Regions from separate parts of the Homo sapiens genome. Here region 2 is linked to region 1. The links are chromatin loops, found by intact Hi-C in ENCODE. Cell type or tissue: tibial artery. All regions are shown on one strand. Links, peaks and the distances in the headings refer to the core of each region. The heading gives the core; the rest is flanking DNA.

Region 1 (7,983 bases), core at 1,934-4,433:
TATTGGTTAAAAATTACATGGTTATGGAATATGTGATCTTTTTGCTGATGGCAATTTTCTAGTTAAAATCTTGGTTCTTTTTTAAGGAGTTTTTTTTTAAGGAGTTGAAGCTCCTTTGTATACTTTCTCTATCATTTATATATATTTTTTGTTTCATTCTGTCTGTCTAGCCTTTCCCTCATGTCTTAACCTGCTTTCTATCATACTTTCCTATTTTTGGTTGTTGCTAATGTAGCATTCATTTATAAGATGTTTTCATTTTTTCTTTAATTTATTCCTGTACCAATTTGCTTTATCTTCTTATGTTGTATTTTTAAAATCCCTGTAATATTCTTTAGGATCCATTTTTAGAGCAATGATTTATATCTAATACATTTTATTCCCCTGATCATTTATGTGTTTGTTTATTTGGTCAGTTACTTTTAAATAATGTAATAAACACTTGAAAATCCAAGATGAAAACTAGGTCCTTGTATCTTGTATACGGTAATCTGTATCTAATGGCACAGCTCCCTCATTGCATCCCAGTGTCTCTCCACATTAAAAAAAAAAAAGCATTATCTTAACTCCTGTGTTCATCATTCCTTTGTTTCTTAAATATTATGATATTATATCAACACATATTCCTTAAAATTATATATGTACACACACATATATATATCTTCTTAATGTTGGCTATTTCTAACTTTATAAAAAGGATACCATTCTGTATGTAAGAAACTTTTTAATTTCTGTTATATTGCAGATATCCATATTGCTGTATGGTAGTTCACCTGTTTTGGCTGCTGTATACTATTTTATAGCATGATTATACCATAGTTTATTATCTACTTTCCTGTTCATGGGCAGTGTGAATTATTTCCCATTATTGGTTATTGCTATTGTTTTTGTTTGTTTGTTTTTTGAGACAGCCTTGCTCTGTTGCCCAGGCTGGAGGGCAGTGGTGCAATCTCAGCTCACTGCAACCTCCACCTGCTAGGTTCAAGCGATTCTCCTGCCTCAGCCTCCTTAGTAGTTTGGATTACAGGTGCACACCATGATGCCCAGCTAACTTTTGTAATTTTGGTAGAGACAGGTTTTCACTATGTTGACCAGGCTGGTCTTGAACTCCTGGGCTCAAGCGATCCTCCTGCCTCAGCCTCCCAAAGTGCTGGGATTACAGGCATGAGCCACCATGCCTGGCCTGTTATTGCTATTGTGAATAATGTTACAATAAACCTTCTTCCATACATATCTTGTTGTACGGGTCCGAGAATTTCCTTGGGGTTTATGCCTTGGAGTGGAATCGTTGAAGTATAGAATATGTCCAAAACAGAACTTATTGTGTTACCCTCAAAACATGACTTCTTTCTACTTCTCTGTTTCTGTAACACCCCAATCACCAATCCTTTGACTCCCAGCCTCCCTTGTTGCCTATATCCAATTGATTGCTGAGCCTGAGAAGCTTTTGCTTTCCCATTATATCACCCATCTCTCCTGTTCAAGCTTCATTAATTCTCTCCCCTGTGCTTCCTATTCTTTCTAAATATCGTCGTTAATAATTTCAATCACATGCTTTTCTTGTTCAACTTCTTTCTGTGGCTGCCTATTGACTATGAGTTTAAGTAAACTCCATAATCCAACATTCAAAGCTCTCAACAGAGAAGGTGAGAGTTGGAAGGGACCTTAGAGATCATCTTGTCAGATACACTTACCTACAAATGAGGAAACTGAGGCGCAGATAGGGAAAAGGATTTTATCAAAGTCACAAGGTGATCTGTTTGAACAATTTTATGAGTTCTGCAAGCATTCCAGGAAGAAAGCGAAGAGATGCTTGTGATATTCCGTCTTGAATTAAGGACAGAGGAGTGGAACAGTTGTAGTTGGGACAATTAGCATGATTATATCACAGTGAGAAAAAATATTGAGACTATTGGACTGGTAGAAATGAACCATTAGAAAAATGGACTCTTTTGTTACTATGTTGAGTGTAACAATTGTTGCACTACATTAGGATGTAAGTGTTGTTTGGGACTGAAAGAGTAGAGCTGTGCTCTTTAGTCATTGTGCATGAGAGTCATGTTTTTAAAAGAAGAAACTAGAAAGAGGTGGTGGAGGTGCCCTAGATGAGTGGTATGGGTAGTAGGGTTAAAATTGAAATGTCTCTCTGTCTCTCTCTCCCTGTCCCTAACCCATTTTTTTTTTTTTTTGAGATGGAGTCTCACTGTGTCGCAAGGCTAGAGTGCAGTGGCGTGATCACTGCAACCTCCACCTCCCAGGTTCAAGCGATTCTCCTGCCTCAGCCTCCCGAGTAGCTGGGACTACAGGCATGCACCAGCATGCCCAGCTAATTTTTGTATTTTTGGTAGAGATTGGGTTTCACCACATTGGCCAGAATGGTCTTGATCTCTTGACCTTGTGATCCACCCGCCTCGGCCTCCCAAAGTGCTGGGATTACAGGCGTGAGCCACCACAGCTGGCCAAACCCACTCTTTTCTCAACCACAGGTCAGTTTTGTCAGTCTTGCTTGTGAAATAGTAATGAATAGTATTTACTGAATGCTTTCTGAATGCTAACTGCTATACCTGGATTACCTCATTCAATCCTCACATCAGCTTTATAACTATCCTCGTTTTATAGATGTGCCACATTGGGCAAATAGAGAGTGTAGGACATATGGCCAAAAAGGGAATAGTGGGTCATAAAATGTCACACTTCAGCCTGACACAATTTGGAGAATAGGAAACAAGACCCTGAGTATGCCTAAAATTTTTGCTGTCATTATTTGAGGATAGACTATAGACACTGTAGATGCCTTGTAAAATAGGACAAGTCCTGAGAACCTTGGGATTGAGTTCATGTTAGAAGGACTCAAAATTTATATTAGAGGAGTCTGTCTTTATTTTGTTTTTCTTTGCATTTGTTTCTCTTTTGGCCTCCCTTAGTGTCCAATAAAGCCTGTCTGTTTTGTGGGAAGGTGGTCCAAGGGAAGGCCTTTTGTGTTTGTTTACCTTGAGCCAGAGTGTTTAAGAGGCACCAGCATGCTCATGGAGGGAGAGGACATCTACAGATGAAAGGTGGAAGTCATGGAGATAGCCATCCTAGTACTACAAGAGCTTCCTTCTCTCTCTCTCCTGGAGTGTTCCCTTTCTGTGCAAAAACCTGGAATTCCACACAAGTTCCAACCAGAAAGAACAATGTTGGCTCTTCCAACTGGAATGGTTCATGATACAAAGCAAGTAGGGAAGGTTGTAAGAAAAGATGAAAGCAAAAAATTTTCCCCTTTAATTAAAAAAAAAAAAAATTTTGAGAGAGGATCTAGCATTGTTGCCCAGGTTGGAGTGCCCTGGGGTAATCTCGGCTCACTACAACCTCGACCTCCCAGGCTCAAGCAGTCCTCCTACCTCAGCCTCCAGAGTAGCTGGGACTATAGGCATGTGCCACTATGACCAGCTAATTTTTATATTTTTTTAGAGATGGGGTTTTGCTATGTTGTCCAGGCTGGTCTCGAACTCCTGGGCTCAAGCAATCCACCTGCCTCTGCCTCCCCAGGTTTTAGGATTACAGGCATGAGTCACTGAACTCTGCCTCCTCTTTAAACTGTCAATTAGTTGAAATTAGTAAGTATTGTGAGTCATGATGTGCTAATACAATGGTAGATATGATCCTTGACCTTAAAGTTAAACATCAAAGTTGAAAAGGTAAATATGTACATGAGCAGAATAGAAAACAAGTTAAAAATACATACAAAGCCTGTCATAAGACAACACGCCAAATGATGGGAGCAGATAGCAAATAGGTGATGCAAATATAGCAGGGAGGAAGAGCTCCCTGGCTCTGTAATCTTCCATTATGAGGGAGGAAGGACTTGAGCTAGGTGTTTAAAGAATTGTAACTGTTGGGTAAGTGGAAAGGAAGGAAAAATGACAGAAGCAGAGATGAGGATCAGGAAACATATAAGATATTTTGTAAAAGCAGTGATCGGATCTCTCTGGCTTGAACTATGAGTTCCTTTAGGAGACTAGTAGGCAATAAGACCTAACGGTGAAGGGCTTTGAATGCTAGGGTAAGGAATCTGACTTTACCCTGAAGACATGAGCACTCTTAAAGATTTTTTTTTTTTTAAATAGCAATGAGGTTTAATTTATTTTTATTTTCTTAGAGACAGAATGTCACTAAGTTGTCCAGGCTGGAGTGCAGTGGCTATTAACAGGCATGATCATTGCACACTACAGCCTCGAACTCCTGGGCTCAAGTGATTTTTCCTGCCTCAGCCTCCCAAGTAGCTGGGACTACCAGCATGTGCTACCACACCTGACATGTAAAGACGTCTGAGGCAGGAAGTTAAATAATGAAAGTTACTTTTATCTATTCTTTTCTTTTTTTTCTTTTTGAGATGGAGTCTCTCTTTGTCGCCCAGGCTGGAGTGCAGTGGAGCAATCTTGGCTACTGCAACCTCCGCCTCCCAGGTTCCAGCGATTCTCCCGACTCAACCTCCCAAGTAGCTGGGATTACAGGCACCTGCCACCATTCCCAGTTAATTTTTTTTGTATGTTTTCAGTAGAGACGGGGTTTCACCATGTTGGTCAGGGTGGTCTCAAACTTCTGACCTCAGGCGATCCACCTGCCTCGGCCTCCCAAAGTGCTGGGATTACAGGCATGTGCCACTGCGCCTAGCTGAAAGTTACTTTTTAAGATGACTGGTCAGGAGGGAGGTGTGTTAAGGAATTGTGGTAGAAAAACCTCAACATTTCAACAGCAAATGAGTTTTGAGACTTTTAATGTGTCAAATGTTTAGAAAATTCTGGATTCTTTTTTCTTATGCTAACTGCTGACTTGTGTTAGGGAGAAAGGAGAAAAAAGATCAGGTAGAATTTTATCTAAAGCAGAAGACAGCTACTTTGCTAGCATTTACCCACATTGCTGACATTTTGGGGACAACCAGGGCAGGGGCCACTTCCCCAGGAAAAGTAAAACACAGTTTTCAATACACAGATTGAATACAGGACCTTCAGAATTGGGGAAAAGTAAAGTCCTCAAAAGCCAGAGTGCTGTTCGTTCCTCTTTTAAAATAAATTTCTGTTTCTTTTTTAAAAAGAGAAACTGGTTTAAAATGTCTCATTGTAGTTATATGACCAGGACATTTCATATATAGAGAACTGGTTCTCTTTTCTTAGCTAGAAGTTTCTATAGGCCCAACATGCACCAAGATTCCCTTTGGAAATTAAACACCTCAGATGGGGGCCTCAGCTGCTAAGGACACATGCTATTTGCTCTCAGGAATGGAAGTGTTGCCAAGATCACTAATGGTGATTGCTTGTCAATAATCCCGGGAATGCTCCCTTACCAAGCAGATCTAAAGGGGCCAAATACCTACTCTAGGCCATCAAAGTCAGGTGGAGGACTGATGTAGAACAAACTTCTGCTTGCTAAATTGAAAGCAAGAAGACCCCACTGGGCAAGGTTTGGGATCAGGGTGGAGGTTTCTGGAATAAGGGACATAGAGAGGAGTTCAGGACCATACTCAGGTCTACATACCTAGTCAAGTGCTTTCTTCACTACACCAAGCTGCATATGTACCTACTATTAGGTTTAGAACCTTCTGCCACTCCCTTGCTCCCTCTTTAGCCACCTATAATTGTTTAGTTGAGTGAGAAGTTTTGAGCATAGTTCAATTCGGATCACATGCTGCCTTGGCAATGTGTGATCTGGGGCAGACTTTGCCTCAGAATCAGATTTATATATCACAGGACTCTGATTGCTTAACCTGACATATCCTTGATCTGTCCTAACCTCTGACAGTTGTTATCCATTAACCTACCTGCCCTCTTTTTCTGACATCTGATAACAGGGCCTGTACTTGTATTGGCCTGATACTGTCCAAATATTTGTACCATTGGTGTTCATTGCTCTGAATTAAATTTGCAACAATATGGTGATCCACTTTTTATGTGGTTTCAGGTTAGCTGTTTTCACAGACAAGTCACTCTAGGCAGAAACTGCTATCTAACTTGACATATGAATTTCATATAGCAACCAGCTTATGAGGCCCCATAGGGTGTGGTTCCCTTTGGTTAACAGTATTGACCTGGGAAGCTGGGATCTAGAGGCCAGAACAAATCAATGGGGGGAAGACTCACTGGAGAGCTGATAAAGTTGCAGCTGCTAGCAGTGAATCCAGTCCTGCAAAGGCATCCCAAAAATATGGCCACACAATGCTGGTTGTTGGAGGTACATGCATGTACTTCATGATTGGTGGGAATCGGAGGCCTTCAGAAATTTAGGCAGGGTGGTAGGCAGCTCAGGGAAGTCTGAGACTGGGTAGCAGGGGCCCAGCCACGTGATTCAGTTCAGGGCTGGGTATTGGTGATGGCAATCATGCTTGGAAAGCGAAGGAAGAACCAGGGATCTGGAATTTCCCCAACCAGTGGCTTGCTTACTGACTCTCCTTTAAAACATTCTTCAATTCTTTTGCCTCTGGGGACATCACTAGTTTACCTCCTCCAAACCTGCTCCTCTATCATCTCTGTACTTTGCTATCAACACAAACCTTAGGGCTCTGGTTTTACATTTAGCTCACCCCTTGGAACTGACCATTGAATTATTTTTCCTTCCCAGGATGTCCAGCTCAAAGGTAAGGAAGGAGCTGTTGGCCAGCTTTGTGCATGCTTAGGGCCATCCTGCTTCCAGATACCTTGACCTGGGACCCCTATATACCTGGAAGAAGAGATTGGATGTGATGGAACTAAGTAGTTTACTGAGACAAAAATGAGGTAATAGGGATAGGAACCTAATTATTAGAACTAAGGTACTAGGACTGGTAGACTTGGTTTGAAAACAAGATAAAATTCTATCTGTTGGAACTAGGGCAGCAGATCTCAAAAATGTTCCTCAAATTTTTTCTCCCTAAGGTTACTAAACTTCAGTAAGCTTCAGAACCAGTGCTTACACAAATTCTGCCTCAGTAGGTCTGGGGAAGGGATTGCAGTCTAGAAATCTTACATTTTTCTTGTATACCTTTCCAGAAATATTCTACGCATATTAAGCAAAAACTGCATTTCTCTTTTCATTCACATGGTAACATACCATATACACCATTCTCAGCCTTACTTTTTTCCTCTACTTAACAATGTTTCTTTGAGATTAAGCTGTACCAGTATATAAATTTTCCTCCTTTTGTTGATAACATATAGTATACTATTGTAGGAGTATACATAATTCATTTAACAATCCACTGCTGGTGAGCATGTAGGTTCTTTCTAATCTCTTCCAACTGTAAACAATGTAACAATGAGTAACCATGTATATATGTAATTTCACAAACTAGTGATTATATCTGGATAAATTATTAGAAGTGGAATTGCTGGGCTAAATGACAAGTGATTCTGTAACTTTGATAGATATTGCCAAATTGCCCTTCACAGAAGTTACATCAGTTTACACTCCTACAGGCATGAGTGCCGCTTTCCCACAAGCTTAAGCCAACAAAGCCAACAAAGTGCGTTATCAAACTTTTTATCTTTGCCAATATGGTCAAAAATAGTATTTCAGTGCTGTTTAAATTTACATTTCTTTTGTTATGAGAAAGGAGAATGAGCATTCTTTGATATGTTTAAGAGTAATTAATATTTTCTTTTTGTGAAATCTGTTCCATTTTCTTTTACCATTATTTTACTGAATCTTTCTTTTTTTTTTTTTTGCTCTTGTTGCCCAGGCTGGAGTGCAGTGGCACGATCTTGGGTCACTGCAACCTCTGCCTCCTGGGTTCCATCTATTCTCCTGCCTCAGCCCCCCGAGTAGCTGGGATTACAGGTGCGTGCCACCATACCCGACTAATTTTGTATTTTTAGTAGAGATAGGGTTTCACCATGTTGGTCAGGCTGGTCTCAAACTCCTGACCTCAGGTGATCCACCCACCTTGGCCTCCCAAAGTGCTGGGATTACAGGTGTGAGCCACTGCGCCCAGCCATATTTTACTGAATCTCTTGAGAGCTTGTTTGGAAG
Region 2 (7,983 bases), core at 2,290-4,789, 330 kb after region 1:
CTCCCCACCGGCAATATTTTATGTAATATTATACGTACTGAATGATTTCAATTTTTAAAAACCCTGCAATTCCATAAATACGTGTATATATATACATATATATGTGTGTATATATACGTGTATATATATACACGTGTGTGTGTATACGTGTATATATATACACGTGTGTGTATACGTGTATATATATACACGTGTGTGTATACGTGTATATATATACACGTGTGTGTATACGTGTATATATATACACGTGTGTGTATACGTGTATATATATACACGTGTGTGTATACGTGTATATATATACACGTGTGTGTATACGTGTGTGTATACGTGTGTATATACGTACGTGTGTGTATACGTGTGTATATACGTACGTGTGTGTATACGTGTGTATATACGTGTGTATACGTGTGTATATACGTATATATGTGTGTATACGTGTGTATATATACGTGTATATACTTTTTTCTCGACACTGTACTGATGAGGAATGAGCTGTATATTTATAATATGCAGCAGCCAGGAGACACTCCTTGCTGTTCTAGTCAGGAATGCTAGTTATACTTTCTGTGGCATTGTTCTAGCATGTGATATTTTAACTTCATGGATCCTGTGCAGTCTTAATAGAGGAGTTCTGCACAAGAAACATGATTTTTCCTGTTTTAGGAAGTAAGTACTGTGGGGTACTACTCTGTCATCTGGTGGCTAACCCTTCCAAATGTATCCCATGAGAGGAGACAGTGCCACTCAACCTTTTGGAGGCAGGAAGTATGGGAGCTGTAAAAAGAGCCTATTTTCTTAAAGCTTGGAACTTACTTGAGGGATAGAAACAGAGTAGTGTTGCTATTAGTGTTAAAGTTGTGCTGATGAGGCCTAAGAGCTCTGCTGATAAGGCCTAAGAGCTCTTATCCTGCTTTTCTCCCTTTACTGGAAATTCTGACAAACCCAAGAGAAGGCCAACCAGCTTGGAGACCTACTAGGTAAGGCAGGAACCACAAGTAGTTCCTGATCTGTTAGTGAGAACCCCTAGTTTGAGTATTTTCTCAAGTCCCCCCGCCCCCCACCGTTTGTTTTAACTTTGAAAATAACCAGTTTACAGTAATGAGCTATTTCAACATGAGGTCTTTTATTGTCCCCCTATTTATCCCTGATATTAAAGTTACTCTTATTTTGTTTCTGTCTTGTCCCACTTATCTTTGAAGTATTACTCTGTTTTAGACCTTCCAATTCACTGATTTATCAGACCTTTGAAATATATTCTTATCTTCCACAGAATTATAGTATGTGACTTTGTTGGCAAAGTATTCCCCAAATTGTAGTTGCTACCCTGTGAAAATAAAATTATGAAGATACACTATAAGGAATGAGACAGTATGATGTAAAGAGCTCAGAGTTAAAGCTAGCTAGATATGGGTTCTAATCCTGACTACACATCTGATTAGTTATTTAACATTTGGTGAGCAATGTTACCTCTCTGAGCCTTACTTTGTGATCTTTCAAGTGGGAATCACACCTGCCTTATAGAACATTTGTAAGGATGAGAGATAGTAAAGTTCCTAGCACATGATAGATATTTAATAAATGATAGGTCTTTTAAATATAAAAAGTAAGGGATTGTATCAGCTGTATATAAAATTAAACCCAAGAGATAAAATTCAATCTGTATGACTTGTTACAACCTCAGAGAAACTGATTTGTTGAAGCTTATACCAATTCTTTTTTTTTTTTTTTTTTTTGAGACGGAGTCTTGCTCTGTCGCCCAGGCTGGAGTACAGTGGCGCGATTTCGGCTCACCGCAAGCTCCGCCTCCCGGGTTCACACCATTCTCCTGCCTCAGCCTCCTGAGTAGCTGGGACTACAGGTGCCCACCACCACGCCCGGCTAATTTTTTGTATTTTTAGTAGAGACCGGGTTTCACCATGTTAGCCAGGATGGTCTCGATCTCCTGACCTCGTGATCCGCCCGCCTCGGCCTCCCAAAGTGCTGGGATTACAGGCATGAGCCACCGTGCCTGGCCCCCTTATACCAATTCTGTAAGAGATTTTATTACTTTTTTTTTTTAATAAATGAAGAAGTAGAGGCTCAGCTATACAACAATGAAGATGCATAGTAAGTAGCAAAAAAATTTCAAAATTGATTTATATCACCTAATCTTTCTATAAACAAGGAAAGATACCAAAATACATTTGGCAGAATGTTTGTATAACTTTCAGGGGATGCAATAACCTGCCCCTTGAAGCAGATCTGTCCCCTGTTCTATACCATCTGTCCTATTGGAGATGGCTGCACTAGTCTGATGCTATTGATTGTTGACTTATCTGGTTTCACATTTTTCAAGTAATCTTCTGATTATAATTTTACCTCTCATGTAGATTTGTCTCAAGATGAGACTCTACTGATTGACCAGCATGTTTTTCCAGTGTGTTGATGAGATCATTAAGCACTCATTATACAAAGAAGGGTAGATTTCCCCTGAATTACTCATAAGTTATGAATAAAGGGTATTAACTGATTTTAGCTCATGGTTGTAGGCTGGACTATTTCAGAAGGAGAAAAATGTGCGTTAAATTAGTTTTAGATTTCAGTGGTAATTTTGACTGGTTTGTGGACTAAATATTCTTTTCTCACCATGGTTTGGTGTGTTTCTTATATGTGTAGCTTGGAGTTTTTATATATGTTTGGTTAGCATAAAAAATGTGCTTAAACTTAATCCTTAGAAAATAGAGAAATGAAACCAACTAACTTCCTTTACATGATTTATTTCAGTTGAAGGCAAATATCAAAAATGTTTATTTTCCTTTGAAAATGAATGCATTAATTGCATTTAAAACGTTTTTTAAACACCCCGAATAAGATAGCATGTTAAAGCAAGTGTGAGTTCAGTATGTTAATTGCTTGCTCTCCCAGTTTCTAAAAACCCCGTTGTTAAATGTTTTGTTCTTTTTAACAAATGAAGATCATGGGGCTATGTTCAAAAAGGGGAGAAAATTGTTTTCTTCCATGTGGTGACTAAACCTTAAAAAACATTAAGGAATATTTTCACATCTCATGAGAGAAGAGGTGTCATTCATCCTTTTTTTTGTGTGAAGAGAGCTTTTGTATTTTCTCATACTTAGAGATTATTTGAAGGCTAGAAATGGAGTAAGAATATGTACTTTTAGTTATTTTTCTGATAATAGTGATAATCTCATTTTTACTCTTTTTTCCTAGTGAACAACACTCCTTTTCCAGATGGTTGAGTTGAATTGTGGCAAAATCTTTGTTGGAAATTTTTCTTTTTTCTTTTCCTTTTTTTTTTTTTTTTTTTTGGTTTAAGACACAGTCTCACTCTGTCACCCAGGCTGGAGTGCAATGGTGTGATCTTGGCTCACTGCAACCTCTGCCTCCTGAGTTCAAGTGATTCTCCTGCCTCAGCCTCCTGAGTAGCTGGGATTATAGGTGCACACCACCATGCCTGGCTGATTTTTGTATTTTCAGTAGAGACGGGGTTTCCCCACGTTGGCCAAGCTGATCTCAAACTCATGATGTAAAGTGATCTGCCCGCCTAAGCCTCCCAAAATGCTGGGATTACAGGCGTGAGCCACCTCACCCGACCAGAAGTTTTTCTTTAGTGTGAAATTAACTGGCCACTGTGTGGGTTTAACCTTTGATATTGGTGTCTGTGTTACTGTAGTGTAACCAACTGACTTGAATCAGTTTAGCCTTTGCTGATTTGCCAACTCTACTTGGGTTTAGATACAATAATTCTTTTTTATATCCAAGCATTGATTTTTCTATCTTCCATTCATAGTATATTAACATACTGTATATAAGAACATGTGGCTTTATGAGATTCTAACACTTAGTAGGAAAGGGGATGGGGAAGAGGAAGAGCATGTAACTATTTTTTATTCCCTTGTTATATATTGAGATGGACAACTTTGGTATGTATGTTACTAGTTATTGTTTCTTCCCACATAATTGGTCATAACTTTTTGAAAAAAGAAAAAAACAAGCTTTAAAGGGAATTAGAAGTGAATAAAATTTAACAAATGAAAAGTAGGAGTCTTTCCAGACTTCTATCATAGTAAAGAAGAAATATCAAAGAAGATTTGTTGAGAGAAATAGAAGTTGGAGTAAGGCACTATATTTTGAAAGCTAGTATTTTTAGCAAAGTGTTCTTATGGTAAAGGAAATTATAGACTCACTCACTTTATTTCATATAAGGTCAGCAATACATAAAAGTAGCCACTATACTACTTCACACTTACATATGAATGACTGATGTCTTCATTAATTCTCTGAAAGACATTTGCATTTTTAAGAGACTGATTATGATAACTTGTCAAATTTTGGTATTTTAGGCCAAGTAAAAGAGGGAAGCGAAATTAAACAATTGGGCGGGGCATAGTGGCTCATGCCTGTAATCCTAGCACTTTTTGGGAGGCTGGGTGGGGTGGATCGCTTGAGCCCAGGAGTTTGAGACCTGCCTGGGCAACATGGCGAAACCCCGTCTCTACAGAAAATACAAAGTTAGCTGTGGGGTGGTGGCCCATGCCTGTAGTCCCAGCTACTCAGGAGGTTGAGGTGAGAGGATCATCTGAGCCAGGGAGGTCAAGGCTAGAGTGAACTGTGATTGAGCCACTGCACTCCAGCCTGGGTGACAGAGTTTTAAGACCTTGTCTCAAAAAAAAAAAAAAGAAAAGAAACAATTTGGAGAAAGATCTTTCGGGTAGGAGTGATTCTTCAGAGGCAAATAAAGTATTGGGGGAGGGGGAGAGTAAAGGATTCCTGCAAGAATCACTTAACATTACGTGTTTATTTCTTTTCCTGATCTTTTTCTGACTTTTAAATTTTTCTCTTAAAGTTTCACTTTTTAGAAAATACTCAAAAGACTAATTTTGGGGTGAGGATTGTGAGGGAGAGAAGTAGAGTATGTATGAATCATTTGTGTTAGCAATAGTTGTTTGAATTAGAAACAGTCTATAGTTTTTAAAATATAAATGGGCTATATACATTTAAAACTATATAGTTATGGCTGGGCATGGTGGCTCATGCCTGCAATCCCAGCACTTTGGGAGGCTGAGGCGAGTGGATCACGAGGTCAGGAGTTCGAGACCAGCCTGGCCAACATGGTGAAACCCTGTCTCTACTAAAAATACAGAAATTGGCTAGCTGGGTATGGTGGCAGATGCCTGTAATCCCAGCTACTCGGGAGGCTGAGGCAGGAGAATCGCCTGAAACCAGAAGGCAGAGGTTGCAGTGAGCCCAGATCATGCCACTGCACTCCAGCCTGGGTGAAAGAGTGAAATTCTGTCTCAAAAAAAAACAACAACATAAACTATATAGTTATTTAAATTGTGGAAATAATTTCTGCTAATCTTGTAATTGAAATATGTAAGTGCACAAATCATCCGTGTACAGCTTGATTACTTTTCCTGAAGTAAACACATCTGTGTAACCAAAAATACCTACAGCAAGGAATAAAGCACTACTAGTATCCCAGAAGTGTCCCCCTTGAAGGGCCTTCCTAGTCACTGTTCCCAACCCCATCTTTCTGATTGCTTGGATTACTTGTGCCTGTTTCTTAACTTTATGTAAATGTAACCCCCCAGTATGTACTCCTATGTGTCTGACAGAATTCTCCCTTAATATTTGTTGTGAGCTTCATCCATATTGCTGCTTGTAGCATTAGTTTTTTCATTGTTCATTCTTGTTGCTGTTTAGTATTACATTGTATGAATATACTACAGTTTATCCATTCTACAGTTGATGGACATAGGATTGTTTTTGTGTTTGGATGTCAGGAGTAGTGCTACTGTGAGCATTCCTTTTTATTTTTCTGCATTTTTTTCTTTGCATATGTGAGCATTCTTACACATTTGCCACATTCCGTGTGAGTTTTATACCTCAGCATATATCATTGCTGATATTTTCTCAAAGACAAAATTTCCATTTACTTTGCAAGAAATGGAAACTAAAACAGCTTTAAGGTGTGTGAATATGGCATCTCATAATTATGTTACTAAAATAATTGGAAATTATTTTATTTTAAATATTGGTGTTTTTCTTGAGTCTCTTGGTATCCTTTAACAGTTCAGTCTTGAGGCTTACAGTGTTAACCTTTTCCACAAAAAACAGAGGAGGAGACTGCTGTGTTCTTTCCCATTTTCACATTTTCATTTTTTTGCAGATAGCCACAGTTGTTATTAAAATATGTTGGGTTATCATAAACATTGTTTTTGTGCTAAAATTTTTTATCCACAGATTTGATTGATTTAAACTTTGGACACACAAACATTTAATAGTTCTTTTAATTTTAAGTTTTTGCAAGTATACTGTCTAAAAATCTAAGGAACTTTTTTCCCACTAGTCAGAAAGTTTATTCACTAACTTAATATCACTTTGATTTCCCCTCAAAGATTGTAGGTTGGGTTGCTTTGAGGAGTGGAAGACATCTTTTTTGTATTTAAGAATTTTAAAAAAATACTGTGGACTTTAATATGTGATTCTGGGCCTTCATTCCAAAAACTTGCTTCCTTTTGCTGCTGAAGTGGTGATAAGTAATTTTGTTTCTCCACTTAAGTTTGGAACCTGTTTCTTACTCCTTTAAAGTTTATCTCTTTAACTCTTATGAAAATATTTTGCTATTATTTGGACAGTTATTTCATTTCTAGTTTTCTGCATATTCTTGACTACCCTTTATTGTCTTACAATAAGCTTATTTTAAAATTGTGAAACTTTCACAGAAAAATGGGGGCATATTTTGCTTTTAGAGATGTTTTTCTGGTCCTTGACTGGACCTTTCCGTTCCTGGTGTATAGGAGGAAGGTGAAAAAGTGCCTCTGCCCAGCATCCTTGATAAGTTCTTCAAGTGAAAGCTTGTACTAAAGTGCTAGTGGCACATAAACTTGTATTCCTCATGATACAAGTATCCCCTGAGAATGACAGGGCTCTGTTCATCAGGAACTACTTGATTGAAATTGATGATATGGTAGCCTTAGATAGCAAAGGAGGAACATTTCACATTTGCTCTTTCAGCACTTAAGCAGTCCAATGTTAATGCTACCAGTTGATCTTTCTTATCCGCAAAAAGCAGTGTGGAGGAGACTGCCCTTGCTTTCCATTTTCTTTTTTCAACACATAGCCACATTCAGTAAATGTTGCCATTTACTGAACATTATCCCTAAATTTGGGGATAAGGAGCCTGAGCTGCTTCAGGGTGACATTTGTGTCTTCCCTTTTTCCAGAGTGGTTTCTTAATCTTATCTTTAAATTAGAGGATTTTTGAATAAGATGACTTCTGAGATGCTCTAAAATTCTGTATCATTTGGGTTGCCAATATAAATCAGCAAGGTTTGAATTTGTTAGGTTATCACCATGCAAACGTAGTTCTTGCCCTTGTGGAACTTAAAGTTAAGAAACTGAGTTTAAATAAAATTTGAAATTAGTCTGAATTGCAAGTAAGCTTCTTGGTTTTATTTTCATTGTCTTCTGGTTTTTAATTTTTCTTCTAACAAGTAGAAATCAACTTTTGTATTGAATAGATTAATAATTTATCTCCTGAGCCACCCCATGTTTTTCTGCCTGAATAAGATACATACATATTTCTAGGGATAGAGATACACAGATCTGTTTATCCTTATATCTCCAGTATGTGTGTATATATATATATATGCACATACACATGTGATTTATATATATTTATAAAACACTGAAGTTTCATGTAGCCTTAGCCGTAGACTGTTTGCAAGACCAGCAGAGTATGTTAAAAGAGTTTTCTGTGAAATGTTAATAAGATAAAGGCTTGTTTTGACCCCCACGGTCTGGTATATGTTCTGCCATTTATTTATTTATTTATTTAATTTATTTTTTTTGAGACAGAGTATCACTGTGTCATCCAGGCTGGAGTGCAGTGGTGCAATGTTGACTCACTACAGCCTCTACTCCTGGGTTCAAGCAGTTCTTGTGCCTCAGCCTCCGGATTAGCTGGGATTACAGGCACGT

The links. A loop is a pair of places that touch in the nucleus more often than their neighbours do. Peaks named below come from ENCODE experiments on the same cell type or tissue, not always from the same donor. Only the 100,000 strongest peaks of a DNase experiment are listed, where the experiment ranks them.
Region 2: it touches region 1 in a loop (7-fold over the local background); 3 of 110 quality-filtered maps call a loop at or near these places.

What each region holds. Positions count from the first base shown.
Region 1 is chr2:48,217,795-48,225,777 of GRCh38, reverse strand. It overlaps the pseudogene RN7SKP224. Among named protein-coding and RNA genes, the nearest start is that of FOXN2, 93 kb to the left of the region's middle. In tibial artery, for the core only: no CTCF peak of the experiment used is centred there; no DNase peak of the experiment used is centred there.
Region 2 is chr2:47,893,024-47,901,006 of GRCh38, reverse strand. All of the region lies in intron 1 of FBXO11 (F-box protein 11), which reads left to right. Among named protein-coding and RNA genes, the nearest start is that of FBXO11, 9.5 kb to the left of the region's middle. In tibial artery, for the core only: no CTCF peak of the experiment used is centred there; no DNase peak of the experiment used is centred there.